2 separate regions of the Homo sapiens genome follow, and region 1 is linked to region 2. The links are chromatin loops, found by intact Hi-C in ENCODE. Cell type or tissue: HCT116. All regions are shown on one strand.

Region 1 (8,000 bases), 420 kb after region 2:
AAATATAATCAGCGCTGGCAATTTTTGACAGTCTCTACGGAGACTGAATAAGAAAAAAGAAAAGAAAAGAAATTAGCTGGGTGCGATGGCTTATGCCTGTAATCCCGGCACTTTGGGAGGCTGAGGCAAGCGGATCACTTAATGTCAGGAGTTCAAGACCAGCCTGGCCAACATGGTGAAACCCCGTCTCTACTAAAAATAAAAAAACTAGCTGGGCGTGGTGGTACATGCCTATAATCCCAGCTACTCGGGAGGCTGAGGCAGGAGAATTGCTTGAACCTGGGAGGCAGAGGTTGCAGTGAGGCGAGATTGTACCACTGCATTCCAGCCTGGGCAACAGTGAGACTCTGCCTCAAAAAAATAAATAAATAAATAAATAAAGTAAATTAAAAGTCTTATTCAAACCAAATATGAAACTGGTGGTGATGTGTGGAATGTGTGTGTGTGTGCACATATGTAATGAATACGTGTGTGTATAATGTTTTTGCAGGTTTGCCAAATGATTCACAAGCCACGTGGCTGTTCTTAACACTGAAAGGTCCAGCAGAAAGGTGCAGTTACTCAGGAGAGAGGAGCCTCCTCTTAAGTAATCACTCGCATAAAACCTAATTGGAACTGAATTTAGAAAGCAGTTAAGATACATTCGAAACACAAGCACCCAACCAGTGCTGTCATTTATTCCCTTTTTTTTTTATTTTTAAGAGATAAGGCTGGGCTGTGTTGCCAGCTTTGACTCAAACTCCTAGGTCAAGCAGTCCTCCCACTTCAGCCTGCCAAGTAGCTGGGACTACAGGCACACGCCACTGCACTTGACCACGCACTTTTTCATTCACTTATTTTTTTCATTAATTCACTTCATCGGAGGAATTAATTTCTTTTGGTGTCATCTTTGGTAACAGTTGTATGTAGTGTTCATCCATCCATTCATTCAACAAATATGGACCAAATAGTGGTGAGCAAGATGGTGAACAATTCATGGTGCTGCCTGTCTAGCAGGTTTAGACATGAATTTAATTCTTAAGCAATAATTAATTACAGTTGTAGTAGATGCTCTGAAGAAGCACAGGGACTAAGGGAGACTTGTCTGTGGGGTCAGTGCAGGCAACCCATGGAAGTGATGTTGGAAGTGATTTTATTCCCCTTGGGGTCATCTTAGTGCTGTTTGTGCTTTTTTCTTTGCTTTTTTTTGAGATGGAGTTGGAGCCTCCCTCTGTCTCCCAGGCTGGAGTGCAGTGGTACAATCTCAGCTCACTGCAACCTCCCCCTCCTGGGTTCAAGTGATTCTCCTGCCTCAGCCTCCCGAGTAGCTGCGATTACGGGAGCGTGCCACCAGGTCCGGCTAATTTTTGTATTTTTAGTAGAGACGGGGTTTCACCATGTTGGCTGGGCTGGTGTTGAACTCCTGACCTCAGATGATCCGCTCGCTTCAGCCTCCCAAAGTGTTGGGATTACAGGCGTGAGCCACCATGCCCGGCTGCTGCTTGGGCTTCTACAATGAAATCTGAACTCTCTCTGAAAGCATCACTTCTGCTCATTCACCAGATGCTAAGTGCTTCCATCTAGAATGCTTCTCCCTTCACCTCCATCCCTTGTCTCCACTTCAGTGCAGCCCTGCTTCTCCTGGAGGTGTACATGCAGTGGATAGTGGCTCATGCCTGTAATCCCCGCACTTTGGGAGGCTGAGGTGGGCGGATCACCTGAGGTCAGGAGTTCGAGACCAGCCCAGCCAACATGGTAAGACCTTATCTCTACTAAAAATACAAAAATTAGCCGGGCGTGGTGGCAAGCGCCTGTAATCCCAGCTACTCAGGAGGCTGAGGCAGGAGAATTGCTTGGACCCAGGAGGCAGAGGTTGCAGTGAGCTGAAATCGCACCACTGCGCTTCAGCCTGGGTGACAGAGTGAGACTGTCTCAAAAAATAAAGAAACTACTGTACATGGAAAGCATTTTAAACAGTCTAGGACATGGTAGGCAGTCAATAAATGTTAATTAGCAAGGATTTTACATGCACTCTTTCATTTAATCACTACCACCGCAAGAATACTACCCCTATTTTACAGATAAATTCAGTAACTTACCCAAGGTCATATAGCTGGTAAGTTGCTGAATAGGAAGGCAGACTTGGCTTTCTCTGATTCCAAATCCTGTTATTAACCCTATACTAAGCCTTCCAAGGAAGTGCTTAATAGTAGTTATTAATACCTTATTTCATCATTCAAATTCTCCACCTTTTGAGGCCCTGACCATCTTAGCATAGGACCTAAATCCTTAATTTGGCCTGGCTGAATCAAAGGTAAAATGGATTTGGGATAAAGATCAAGAGACAGAGATCTCATGGCTCTCCAGAGATCTTCCCACAACACAAAGGGATATTATTATTATTATGAAATTTTTAAAGATTGGAGTCAAACTCTGTCCCCTAGGCTGTAGTGCAGTGGCACGATCCTAGCTCACTGCAGCCTCAACCTGCTAGGCTCCAGTGATCCTCCCATCTCAGCCCCTATTTGTAAATTTTTTGTAGAGATGGGGTCTCACTATGTTGCCCAGGCTAGTGTTGAACAGCCTGTTGAACAGCTAGTGTTGAACAGAGGTATCTTTTTTTTTTTTTTTTTTTTTTTTTTGAGACAGAGTCTTGCTCTCTGGCCTAGGCTGGAGTGCAGTGGTACAATCTTGGCTCACTGCAACCTCTGACTCCTGGGTTCAAGCAATTCTCCTTGCTTCAGCCTCCTGAATAGCTGGGATTACAGGCATGTGCCACCATGCCCAACTAATGTTTGTATTTTTAGTAGAGATGGGGTTTCCCCATCATGGCCAGGCTGGTCTCAAACTCCTGGCCTCAAGTGATCCACCCACCTCAGCTCCCAAAGTGCTGGGATTACAGGTATGAGCCATCACGCCTGGCCTGATGTATCTTCTTTGGTCACTTTTTCCTCCTCCTTTCACTCTAGTCATAACATGGCACGGAAGTACATGCAGTTTAGACATTTGTTGCACTCAATGAACAAATCTTTGTTGTTTATTTTAAAATTCAAGACAATTTTTTTGCAAATGCTGATTCAAAACGTACCAATCCCCATCTATCATGCCTATGCCAATACAATCTGTCACAAAAAAGTTTGCTTCTCATTGTCACATAGCTATGGGGACTGGTGGCCTTCTAAAATCACTGTCCAGCTGCTGCAAGTGTGAGGCCAGCAACCCACGGCAGGGATGCAGGAGGGAAGCCATGGCTAAGCTGTGGGCCTGGACAAAGGCCACAGATGGGGTTGAAAGGTGAGAAGCGGTAAGCTAGAGGAGACAGACGGCGTTGCCATTAAAAACAATTCAACTTCATTTTAATGTTGCTATGTAAGTTCACAATAAAATCCCTGGAAGTTCAAATTGGAAAGAGCAGTTTGGGGTCATGGGCTCAACAATATAAAGGCAGATTCAGTGAGGGGTAAGGGTAGTGGCTCTGGGGGCAGACTGACCTAGATTTGAATGCCAGTTGTACCAGACTCAAGACACCTTGGGTAAGTGGTTTTATGAAGTACCTCAGTTCTTCATCAGTAGAAAGAGTGCTAACACCTCCATAAGACTTTTGTATGGATTGAGTAAGATAATGCATGTTAAACCACTTGTATAGTTTCTGGCTAACTGTAAACAAGATGTTCTAGAAGTTCTAGTTATCTTTTTTTTTTTTTTTTTTTTTTTTTTTTTAAGAGTCAGGTTCTCACTGTGCCACCAAGGTTGTAGTGCCGTGGTGTAATCATGGCTCATTGCAGCCTTGAACTTCTGGGCTCAAGTGATCCTCCCACCTCAACCTCCTGAGTAGCTGGGAATACAGGCATGCACCACCATGCCTAATTTTTTAGAGATGGGGTCTTGCTATATTGCCCAGTCTGGCCTCAAGTAATCCTCCTGCCTCAGCTTTCTGAATTGCTGGGATTATCGGCATGAGCCACTGTGCCCAGCTAAGCTGTGACTTTTGAGGCAACCCCTTCCCTTCCACAGAGTTTAGTTTCCTCATTTGTAAAATGAGGACAAACCTAGATATTTTTGGAAGTTTCTTCCAGTTCTAATTGCCTATGATCAGATCACATCTGTTGCAGAGCTTCCTAAAAAGCCTGGAAAAATGCAACTCTGCCCCCTGGTGGTTTGCAGCTCTCTATTCAAGATGCTATAAATCCCTCATTGGCTTCAAGACCTCCCTACCATTTTGGTTGCTGTACACTGAAGCCTCACTGGATTGCATGGTGGCTTCCCCAAATTCCGTATGCCTTAGGATATGATGCTTGGCACACAGTTTTCCTTTAGTGCTCCTTTTAATAATTTTATTAGTATGGCCACAAGTTTGATGTCTACAGTACATGTTAACATAGCTGAGTACAAATATTTGAAATAAGTGTGGCAAGTTTTAAAATGTCAACTCTGAGTTATCATGCATGTCCCATGCATTTACATCTGCATCTGCAAACTGTACAATTCAATCTGTGCTTATCCTCACTGGGTCTCCCTGTGTGCCTCAGCTAGGGCAGGGCAGGGGCTCTTGTGCGTTTTTTCAGACCCAGATTTTCAAGAGCAACAGTGTTGAACTCTGGCATGCCATGGTGCATGGTGGCAACACCGGGTTTAGCTTTGGTTCAGGTAAAAATGCAGTGACCAACTATTGCATTTGTGTGAGTCACCTGATTCCCCAGGGCCTGGGCTAGCACAAAGGGTATTTTGATATCCCTGTATGAGGCCCCTGGCAGTTTCTGAACCCGTTTCGTCCCACCGTGAAAGTCTAGAAGTGAGGTTCGCAGTCTTCTACCATGCTGTCAGTGATATAGCTGGAACCAAGATGGGATTCGTAGTAACTCTTTTCATCAAAGGTATTAACAGTCCAACCAACAACCTGGATTCCTTTAGCTGACCACTTCTTCAAGTAGGCCCTGGGGAAAGAGGAAAGCCAATCCTGTTAGAATAATAAGCAGCTGTCTCAGGAATCCATAATGGCCACTAAGTATGGTGTTCACTGCATACCAATGGTGCCCAGAGAATGCCTCCTAACTGGCCTCTGCACTGTGATCAGAGGGACTGTTCCAAAACCCAGGATGCCATGAACCTCCTCTACACTGTCCCAGCTTAAAACATTTCAGTAGCTCACTAATGATCGCCACCCCCAAATGTCCTTGGCACAGCCACTGAAGGTGTGCCTGACCTGGCCCCGACCTGTCTCCTTGGCTTCATCTCACACCACATTCCCCCTTTCTTTTCTGTGCTGATTAATTTTAAATTAATTGAAAGAATATTAATTTTCTTTCACTTCCTGGAAAGAACCATGTTCCTTCCTGCCAGAGCACATTACATGTATTTTTCTCTCTGATCTGGATTCCTCCCAATTCCCACTCACCCTTCAGATCTTAGCTTAACTGTCACTTCCTTGGGGATGCTGTTTCTGACAACCCAGACCAGATTAGATTATAGCCCATGCACAGTTTTCTCTGACATAGCCTGTATCTTAGTTTTAACTTTATATTGATTGGATTTTTATTTGATTAGCATCTCTCACTCTCCCACTTGGCTATAAACGTCACGAGGGCAGAGATCATGGCTTTGATTCTTTACCCACTGCATCTTCAGCTTCTCAACATGGAACCTTGCAATAGTATAGGCACTTACCAAATATTTATTGAACTGAATCATGTATGTCTGAAATAATACTAGACCTACAACTCTAATTAGCTGAAATATACAGATACAGAATTGCCAAAGAAATGATTCCGAGATCGCTAGCAGGTTAGGAAATGGAAATTTTATGGGGAGAGGTGGGGGAGTGCCTATAACATAAGACGGTAGTGGGGAGGCTGGTGCCCACAGGATGTCTTCACTGTGGTTCTGCCCAGGATCCTGTGTTGGCTTTCAAAAAAACCAGTCACAGAAATAAAATCCCTTGCTCAGCATAGTGTCACAGGTTCATTTTTTTTCTTCAAAATACACTAAAAAACCGAAAATATGTGATCGACTCGGTCTGAAAACAGTGAAATATGCCTGAACTCTTCCCACCTAAGAAGCGAAATTGGTAATCCAATTTAGAGGTATGGTAAGCTTTGCAGGTCAGAACCAATTCAGGTTGTCTACTCTGTTAATCCTTCCTTTCAAATAAGAGCATTCAGGATGTCTGTCTGGGTAAAATAAAAAACCTTCCAACTTACGGGGATACAAAATCCTTTTGCATGAGGAAAGCTGAAATTCCACACAGGTACCACAAGATATTATGCATGCTCCAATCGAGCAAAATGTCCATCATAACAAATATAAAATGTTTCCAGAAAGTATCATAGCGTGGTTTCCCATCTCCTGTATGGCTTAGGCTCCAAGGTCTGTGAGTTAATGCTGTTATTACATCCCGATCTGTTTGTCTCATCTGCAAAGGAATTTGGGGAAGTAAAATAATGATCATATGTAAAGTTGAATACTTATTAGTTTAGATTTAGCCAATGTGCTCAATCAGATGAGGTGGTCATGGTTGGTACCCTGCCCCGGTATCTACTAAATAAGTTCTCAATCATAAACCCTTTGAGAAAATAATGTGAAGAATGTAAAGCACTAATATGCAGCACATATGAGAACTTTTTTTTCCCAGTCCTTAAAAACTGCAATCCTATCTTTAAAATGGAAAAATTAAAACTTCAGGATCAAATTTTAATAATGTCATGAGAATAAACTTTTAATTGGCTATTGACTTAAATCCTGGCCAGAGATAATTAATTAGAACTCAATGAGGAGGGAACCAAGGTCAGTTCAAGATGGGCTGTTTAGTTTTGACCCTTTCCAGAGCAAATGGCTGAAGAGTTGTAGGGGTGAGGAGGGGGATGGGGAAGTGAGGTGGGAAGGGAGAGAAGGGATTGTGACGAGAGAATGGGAGAGGACAACAGAGAAATGGAGAGATGTGGATGGAGTTCCTTTAGTCTCTGCTCTTGTGCTCCTCTGGGGGAATGTCTTATACGTTTTAAAGGACTCTGTGGTCAAGGAAGTTTGGGAAACACTGTTCCAAATGTCTGCAAGCCCCATGACCCTATTCAACTCCATGACAGCTTCTATTGATAGGCTCTATCCTCACTGTAAAAATTTTCAATGTATGCTCTGTTGGTCACTGGTAAAGAATGCTACGGAACCAGCTTGTTATTCTGGAAACTGGTAAATAAAAGGAAAGATAAAGCATTTATTCTGCCTATTTGGTAACTAAATAGTAGAGGAGGAAAAGTTTCTTTTTAAAGATCTATTTCAGCTAATGCAAGAAGTAATAGAATTAAAATATCAGCATTTTGTAGCTCCCTAGAAAATGGACAGATCTGGCCAATGAGCATCAATAGCAGCCAAAAACAACAGGAGTCAACCAGATGTCAAGTGCCTCCTGACGGAAAAACACCCTCATCTCTAGAGTTATCTTGCCAAGAATAACCAACCCTAACCTCATCAAGGCAAGCTTCCAGCTCTCGCTACCAGTTTATAGAAAATAAAGAGAAAAAAATATTAAGCCATATCATGGCATAATCAGCAAAATTTGGACTTGGGTAAACTCTACAAAACAATAATCCGGTTTCTTCAGTAAATACAAAACAAGGACCCCCCCCAAAACAAACAAACAAAAAAAACAGAGAGAGAGAGAGACAGAACCTGCAAGTTTTAAGATTTACAGTTGCCGGCAGGGCATAGTGGCTCACACCTGTAATCATTTTGGGAGGCCGAGGCAGGCAGATCACCTGAGGTCAGGAGCTCGAGACCAGCCTGGCCAACATGGCAAAACCCCGTCTCTACTAAAATACAAAAAAAATTAGCCAGGCATGGTGGTGTGTGCTTGTAATCCCAGCTACTCAGGAGGCTGAGGCAAGAGAATTGCTTGAACCCGGGAGGCAGAGGTTGCGATGAGCCGAGATCATACCACTGGGCGACAGAGCAAGACTCCGTCTCAAAAACAAACAAAAAAAGATTTACGATTGTAACACGCCGATCTTACTTGGGTCCTATTCGAATGA
Region 2 (8,000 bases):
AGATCACACCACTGCATTCCAGCCTGGGCAACAGAGTGAGACTCTGTCTAAAAAAAAAAAAATAGTTAAAATGGCAAATTTTATGTATATTTTACCACAATTTTAAAACATGCTAAGTGAAAGAAGCCAGACACAAAAGGTCACGTATTGTATTATTCCACCTACATGAAATGTCCAGAATAGGCAAATCCATAGAAACAGAAGGTAGATTAGTGGTCGTCTAGGGCTGGAGGGGCGGGGATGGGGAGAAATAGGGAGTAACTGCTAATGGATACAGAGTGTTTTTTTGGGTGATAAAAATGTTCTAGAATCGGTGATAGTTGCACAACCTATACTTAAATTTACTGGATCATACATGTTAAAATTGTGAATTGTATGGCATGTAAATTGTCTTAGTCTGTTTTGTGTTGCTATAACAAAATACCCAAGACTGGGTAATTTATAAAGAAAAGAGATTTATTTATCTCACAATTCTGGTGGCTGGAAGGTCCAGGATTGGGCAGCTGTGTCTGGTGAAGGCCTCACACTGCTTCCACCAATGGTGGAAAGAGGAAGGGTAGTGGGCATGTCAAAGAGATTGAGACAGGATGCAAAAGAGTCAAACTGAGGAAGCCAGACACCTTTTAACAATGCACTCTCTTGGGAATTAACCCATTCCCAAGAAAGCGAGAACTCGCTCTTCCAGCAGGAGGACGTTCATCTATTCGTGAGGGATCCGCCTCGATCATCCAAACACCTCCCAACACTGCCACATTGGTGATCAAATTTCAACATGAGTTTTGGTTGGGACAAACCACATTGAAACTGTAGCACAGAGCAAAGCAATAGGAAAAATACAGGTGATTTAGTTTAGTTTTTTGTTTGTTTGTTTCTTTGTTTTAGGGTAGTTTTATGCAAATTTTAATTCTGGCTGTTAAATGAGAAAGCGATTTTGTACATTTACTACCCTTCAAGCCAGCAGAGCATGAAGAAACTTTCATCTTCTGAGACTCGGGTGCTATTTCTTGCCCTCCCATATCAAAGCTAATTTTATAAGTACTGCAGCCAGGAGTCTTAGTCCCATAAAGCACTTTGTACAATTCTTATTAAAAACCCAGGCTGTTTGTTTAGCCTCCCCTTCAGAATTGATGGCTGATGTTTTATGCTTCTGAGAGCTTCCAGAACAAGGCCAGAGAGATTTTTTGAATCTCCCTTTGATTGTTTTTAATTCCATTACAGCTTGTCCTTGTGTATTAACAAGGTAATCTTGTCTTTCTCTTACTTTCCTGATCTGACCTTTTAGGGAAAATGTGATTTTAAAATTGGACACTATCCAAAGATGATGGCAGGATGAGAAAGGATATTATTCTTGCAAGCACTGTAGTTCCAAGGAGGCGATCTGAACTATAGTTCTTTGCAAGTCTTTGATTCTCTCATTATTCAAAGTGTGGTTCATGGACCAAAGGCAGTGGTATCACATGGGAGCATGTTAGAAATGCAGAATTTGGGAATCTCTCCAGACCTACTCAAACAATTTGCATTTTAGAAAGATGTGGTGGTTTTAAAGTATGTCCACAAATTCCTTGATACACCTATGTTCGGTGGAGCTTGCTTCCCCTTGCCTTCCATGTGGGCTGTATTCAGTGACTTGTTTCTAACAAACAGAACACGGTGGAAATGAAGTGTGACATCCAAAGTTAGGTCATAAAAGACACTGTAAAGATTGGCCGTGTGTGGCTTACACCTGTAATCACAGCACTTCAGGAGGCCAAGGCAGGAGGTTTGCTTGAGGCCAGGAGTTCAAGACCAGCATGGGCAATATAGCAAAACCCTGTCTCTACAAAAAATAAAAATAAAAAATTAGCTGGGCATGGTGGCAGGTATATGCAGTCTTAGCTACTTGGGAGGCTGAGGTTGGAAGATCACTTGAGCCCGGGAGTTAGAGGCTGCACTAAGCTATGATCATATCACTGCACTCTAGCCGGGATGACAGAGCCAGATTCTGTTTAAAAAAAAAAAAGACACTGCAGCTTCCATCTTTCCCCCTGGGATTACTTACTCTTGGGGAAGCTAGCTGTCATGTCATGAGGATACTCAAGCACTTAATCTGTGGAGACGCTCACATGGCCAAGAACTGAGGCCTCCTGCCAATAGCCATGGGAGTACACCATCTTGCAAGTGAATCCTTTGGCTCCAATTCAGCCTTCAGATGACTGCAGCCCCCAACATGTTGACTCCAACCTCATGAGCGGCCCCAAGCCAGAATCAACCAGCTAAGTCACTCCTGAATCACTCAGGAGTGATTAGACCCTCAGCAACTATTTTAGATGATAAATGTTGTTTCCAGCTGCTGAGTGTTGGGGTCATTTGTTATGCAGCAATAGGTAACCAATACACCAGCTCCAGGTGATGTGGAAGCACGTTAAAAGTGTGAGGCGCACTGAGCCAGACCATAAACTCCTGCAAGGCAGACACCAATTTGGTCGTTTCCATGTCTTCAAGGCTTAGCGGAGTACCTGACATGCAATACATTTTTGTTGGACTAAAGACAAGGTTAAATTGCCCTGTTTTTAAAACATTAAAACTTTTTTTTGTAATAAAAATGCATGTATGCACATAGGAAAATATCCCAACAGTGCTAAAGGGTATTTACAGTGACAAGTAAATCTCCCTGTAGACTGTTGATTAACAGTAAATTGGTAAATCTGTTACCAATTTCCTTCGAGATAAGCTAGTAGCAACCTACCACTAAGTGCATTTTTCTCTTTTTTTCCACCTCCAAAAGTAATACTTGCCTCAAAATCAAATATAAACTGCATATAAGTAGAAAAAGGAAAGAGAAAAATAAAAAAAGGCTCTTCTTCCAAATGTTCCCTAGAAGCAACTACTATTAATAATTCAGTGTGTATCTTTCTGGATGGTTTTTAGAAATCTTTTATCCACATACATGTTTGAGTTTGTATTGTTCCCCAAATGGAATAATATTATGCATTGGATCTGCAATCTGTGCATTTCACTCGGTGACCTACACTGGCCATCTTCCCAAGTCAGTTCATAGAGCTCCATCTCGTTCCTTTAATTGGCTGCCATACTCTTCTATGAACCACTGCTGACCTGACCCAGCTCCTACCACAGCCCAGGCCTGTGGTTGAACCTCCTTGGCCTGGTTCCAGAGGCTGTAAACTTAACTACTAAGCCATTCTTCCTCCGCTTATCTTATCTTTTTGCCTCTTGGTGGACATCTGGGTTGCCTTTTTTTTTTTTTTTTTTTTTTCCTGAGACAGGGTCTCCTATTGTCCAGGCTGGAGGGCAGTGGGGTGATCATAGCTCACTGCAGCCTCAAATTCCCAGGCTCAAGCGATCTTCCTGCCTCAGCTTCCCAAGTAGTTGGGATTATGGGCGTGAGCCACACCACGCCCGGCCTGGGTTACTTCTAACACAGGCTTTTGGGGGCCCCCTAACGCTTAGGAGGACCATCTTTCAGAAGGAGGGACCCCTGGGAAGGAAGGACGAGCTCAAGGTTTTAACCCTTGGGAAGATCCCATACCTCTGATAATTTAATAAAAACACCAGACCCTCATTAAGGTCCTCCTTAAGATCCCTTGATCCAGGTGATTTGAGGCCAAGAAAACACAACCTTTCCCAACTCAGGGAAACCAAAGACACCTTTCAAAGTGGAGCTTCAGCCTCAACACCGCTCATGTCTGGCTTCTGCGGGTTCCCGAGAAACATCCCGGAGCGCAAAGCACTTTCCCACCTCATGTGTTCAGAGCTTGAAAAGGCGCTTCTCGCCCCCAGGACGTGCGTCCTCCCACTTCTGCCTCTGAAACGGCAACCCTGAGGGGCTGAGCCCGAGCACTGCAGGTTCTTTCATCCTGGATCGCGTAGAGATCGGCTCCCGGGCGCGCCAAGGGCAAAGAAGGTCTCGGGCCCTCGGCGCCCGCCTGTGTCCGGCAGAGGGCGCCCGCGCCCCACGCTGCGAACCCTGCGAGGCTCTGTTGCAAGGCCGGCGGGACAACGCCCGGCAGGAGGGCCGGGTCATTGCTGCGCGTTATATATGGTACATATGATACCCTGGCCACAATCCTCCAGTCCCGCGATCTCGACTTTGTTGAACGGGAACTGATGTCACGTGTGTGCACGGCCAGAGGCGGAGGGCTCGGCTGGCTGCTCCAGTCTGCGCCGTCCATGCGTCTCGGGTGTCCTATCCCGGAGGATACATTTTTCTTTTTCAGAAAAGGGAAACAGGAAAACGGGGACGATTAGACTCTATCTAGGGGAGCCATGTGGAAAAACCAGCTTCAGGCATCAGACAACATCCAAGGGGCTGCACTGTTTTTTTGTTTTTTTTTTCTGTAAGAGACAGGGTCTTGCTATGTCGCCCAGGCTAACCATAGCTCACTGCAGCCTCTAACTCCTAGGTTCAAGCGATTCTCCTTCCTCAGCCACCTAAAGTGCTGGGGTTACAGGTGTGAACCACCATGCCCATCTAATTTTTTTTTTTTTTTTTTTTTTTTTTTTGAGACGAAGTCTCGCTCTTGTCCCCTAGTCTGGAGTGCAATGGCACGATCTCGGCTCACTGCAACCTCCGCCACCCAGGTTCAAGCGATTCTCCTGCCTCAGCCTCCCGAGTACCTGGGATTACAGGTGCGTACCACCACACCCAGCTGATTTTTTAAATTTTATTTTAAGTAGAGACGGGGTTTCACCATGTTGGCCAGTCTGGTCTCGAACTCCTGACCTCAGGTGATCCACCGTCTCGGCCTCCCAAAGTGCTGGGATTACAGGCGTGAGCCACCACGCCCGGCGCCCATCTCATTTTTATTTTTATTTTTAATGACGAGGTCTCACTATTTTGTCCAGGCTGGTCTCGAACTCCTGGCCTTAAGCGATCCTGCCTCAGCCTCCCAAAGTGTTTCTTTCTTTCTTTCTTTTGAGAATTTCTCTTTATGATACTTTCTTCCCTGCACTTAAAAAAAATCCAATTATATTTCCAAAATTAGAATTTCCCAATGTTTAACCCTGGATTTTTAACTGGGCATGCCAGTCAGAATAAACCCGAGATTAAAAAAAAAAAAAAAATCTATGAATGCTCCTGCTCTATCCAGTCCTACTGAAGCAGCAGCTATGGGGCTGGGCCTAAGGGATGACCGTATTATAAAAACTCCCACAGGACCTCTGATGTGTAGCCCTGGTTAAGAAGCAATGGTTTAAGCCGGGTGCGGTTTCCAGCACTTTGAGAGGCCGAGGCAGGCAGATCACTAGAACTCAGAAGTTTGAGACCAGGCTGTGCAACACAGGGAGACCCTGTCTCAATAAATTTGGCCGGGCGCGGTGACTCACGCCTGTAATCCCAGCACTTTGGGAGGCCAAGGCGAGTGGATCACTTGAAGTCAGGAGTTCAAGACCAGCCTCACCAACTTGGAGAAACCCTGTCTCTACTAAAAATACAAAAATTAGCCAGGTGCGGTGGCAGGTGCCTGTAATTTCAGCTACTCAGGAGGCTGAGGCAGGAGAATCGCTTGAACCCTGGAGGTGGAGGTTGTAGTGAGCTAAGATGGTTCCACTGAACTCCAGTCTGGGTGACAGAGCGAGACTCCGTATCAATAATAATAATAATCATAATATTAATAATAATTTTTTAAAAAGAAGAAGCAATAGTTTAATTCCACAAAAGCATTCATCCTAAATCTGCTTCTGCTTGGATGTACTTTCCCCGCTTTACATCCTACTTGCCTGGGCTGATTCAGGATGTCCATTCTGTCCCGCTTTTCCTGCACTGTTTTCTGCTAGGATATGACCTATTGTTCCAATTTTCTGTAACTTATTCAGTGCTGTGACAGCTGGAAACATGTTTCAGACCAAGCTGTCTTTGCCAGGTGGAAACAATGGCAAACACCCATGCTTCCCATTCTGCTGGGGCGGCAGCCTCTCTATGGTATTTTCCATGCCTAATTTCTAAATGGCTTTATTGCAACAATTAAAAAAAAAAAAACCTGCACGGGAATGACACCTGTTGCACTTACTTATTGATGCTCTGTGTATGTGTGTATGTTTAAATAAGACCACATGGGCACTTAAAGAATAATTATTGGAGTTATTCATTTGACCGCTTTAAGGGCACACATTATTCTAAGTGCTGAGGAATAAAAGAATTTTAGAACATGAAATTCATATTTTCCCCTTATATCATTTAAAAGCAACACAAAACATTTCACTTTTGCTTCTTTGGAGGACAGCGGCACCATCATAGCTCACTGCAAACTTGGCCTTCCAGGTTCAAGCGATTCTCCTGCCACAGCCTCCCAAGTAGCTGGTATTACAGGCGTGCACCACCATGCCTGGCTAATCTTTGTATTTTAGTAGAGATGAGGTTTCGCCATGTTGCCCAGGCTGGTCTTGAACTCCTGGCCCAAAGTGATCTGCTCGCCTCAGCCTCCCAAAGTGCTGGGATTACAGACGTGAGCCACCTTTGCTTCTAATAGGAAGTTATTAGCTCTGCTAAATCAGGGATCCAGAGGGCTCTTTCTTCAGGTATTGCTTGATCCAGGAACTGAAACCAAACATTCGACTTTTCTTTCTCTTTCTCTCATTTCACTGCTTTCCACAGTGTTGATATTAGGCTCACAGTGACCCTCTCCCCACCCCCCCGGCCCCGTGGTCCTCCTCACCTATGGCAGCAAAATGGCCATAGCACTTCTATATAGGACATCCTAACACTCCTCCATCCACAAGAAAGATGACAGTCTCTTCCTCTTGCTTCTGCAGAACACAGGGAAGCTGCTAGAATCCACAACACACACCCCTTCCCCATCTCTAGCCTTACTTTTCCCCAATCAGGTTACATTCCTGACCCTCCACCAATCACTGTGGACTGGGGAGGCCTGTGGAGCTCTCATTGGCCAGGCCTGGCCACATGGCTACTCCTGCAGCAGGTGGAGTGGGAAAAACTCCACCCAAGCCCGGTGGGCTGAGAGTTGGGTAGGGGTGGTTCCCACAGAGGAAGCCAGAGTCGTGTCCCAGAAGAGAGAACAGATGTTGGGCAGATCAAAAGGCCTAATGTCCCCTGAGCCCAGGAGGTCAAGATGTAGTCAGGACTTGAGAGTGGATAACAATTAGGCAGTGGGGTCAGGATGGCCTGGAGACAGGAAGACGGAACCCAGTGGGGGACATTTAGGTAGTGCTGGTCTTGAGGGTGGGTGAAGACCTGGGTGAGAGCTCTATGGGGACCCAGAGGCAGTGTAGTGTAATGGGCTACACCACCAGTGGCGGGGATGGGAGAGGTATCCTTGCTTACCACTTACCAAGTGTTACCCAACTTCTAATGTTCTTACTTGTAAAATGAGAACACCTGGGTTGTCATGGCTGAACCTTGAAAACAATATGCTAAGTGAAGGAAGCCAGTCACAAAACACCACCTATTGCATGATTCCATTTACCTAGAATGCCCGGCATAGGCAAATCTGTAGAGACAGAAAGTAGGCTGGGCATGGCGGCTCACGCCTGTAATCTTAGCATTTGGGAGGCCGAGATGACAGATCAACTGAGGTCAGGAGTTCAAGACCAGCCTGGCCAACATGGAGAAGCCTCATCTCTACTAAAAATATAAAAATGAGCCAGGTGTGGTGGCGTATACCTGTAATCCCAGCTACTTGGGAGGCTGAGGCATGAGAATCGCTTGAACCCAGGAGGCGGAGGTTGCAGTGAGCTGAGATCGCGACACTGCACTCCAGCCTGGGTGGCAGAGTGAGACTCTGTCTCAAAAAAAAAAAAAAAAAAAAAAAGAAAAGAAAGTAGATCAGTGAGTGCCTAGGGCTAGGGGGAACTGGGGCATCAGAGGCTAATGGCAAAGGGTGCAGGATTTACCTTTGCAGCAATGAAAATGCTCTAAAATAGACTGTGATGATGGTTGCATGACTCTGAATGTATACCTTAAATTGGTGAATTGTATGGTATGTAATTATATCTCATTAAACTTTATTTGAAGGTTAATGTATTAAGTGCTTTGGACAGTGAGTGCC

Evidence for each region. A loop is a pair of places that touch in the nucleus more often than their neighbours do. Peaks named below come from ENCODE experiments on the same cell type or tissue, not always from the same donor. Only the 100,000 strongest peaks of a DNase experiment are listed, where the experiment ranks them.
Region 1: a loop joins it to region 2, with 5 times the contacts of the local background. A loop is called at or near these places in 84 of 110 quality-filtered maps.

The regions. Positions count from the first base shown.
Region 1 is chr16:19,498,705-19,506,704 of GRCh38, forward strand. It overlaps TMC5 (transmembrane channel like 5), which reads left to right. Exons shown (of 22, transcript NM_001261841.2): 22 at 1-409. GDE1 (glycerophosphodiester phosphodiesterase 1) reads right to left here. Exons shown (of 6, transcript NM_016641.4): 5 at 6,177-6,388; 6 at 2,989-4,913. The coding sequence ends at 4,766. It also overlaps the pseudogene RNU4-46P. Among named protein-coding and RNA genes, the nearest start is that of TMC5-AS1, 15 kb to the left of the region's middle. In HCT116, a CTCF peak has its summit at 4,127 (motif pointing left); a DNase peak (open chromatin) is centred at 4,107.
Region 2 is chr16:19,082,717-19,090,716 of GRCh38, forward strand. It overlaps a transcript of COQ7 not described here. Among named protein-coding and RNA genes, the nearest start is that of COQ7-DT, 19 kb to the left of the region's middle. In HCT116, a CTCF peak has its summit at 3,927 (motif pointing right); a DNase peak (open chromatin) is centred at 4,035; H3K4me3 peaks cover 1,768 bases; H3K27ac peaks cover 899 bases.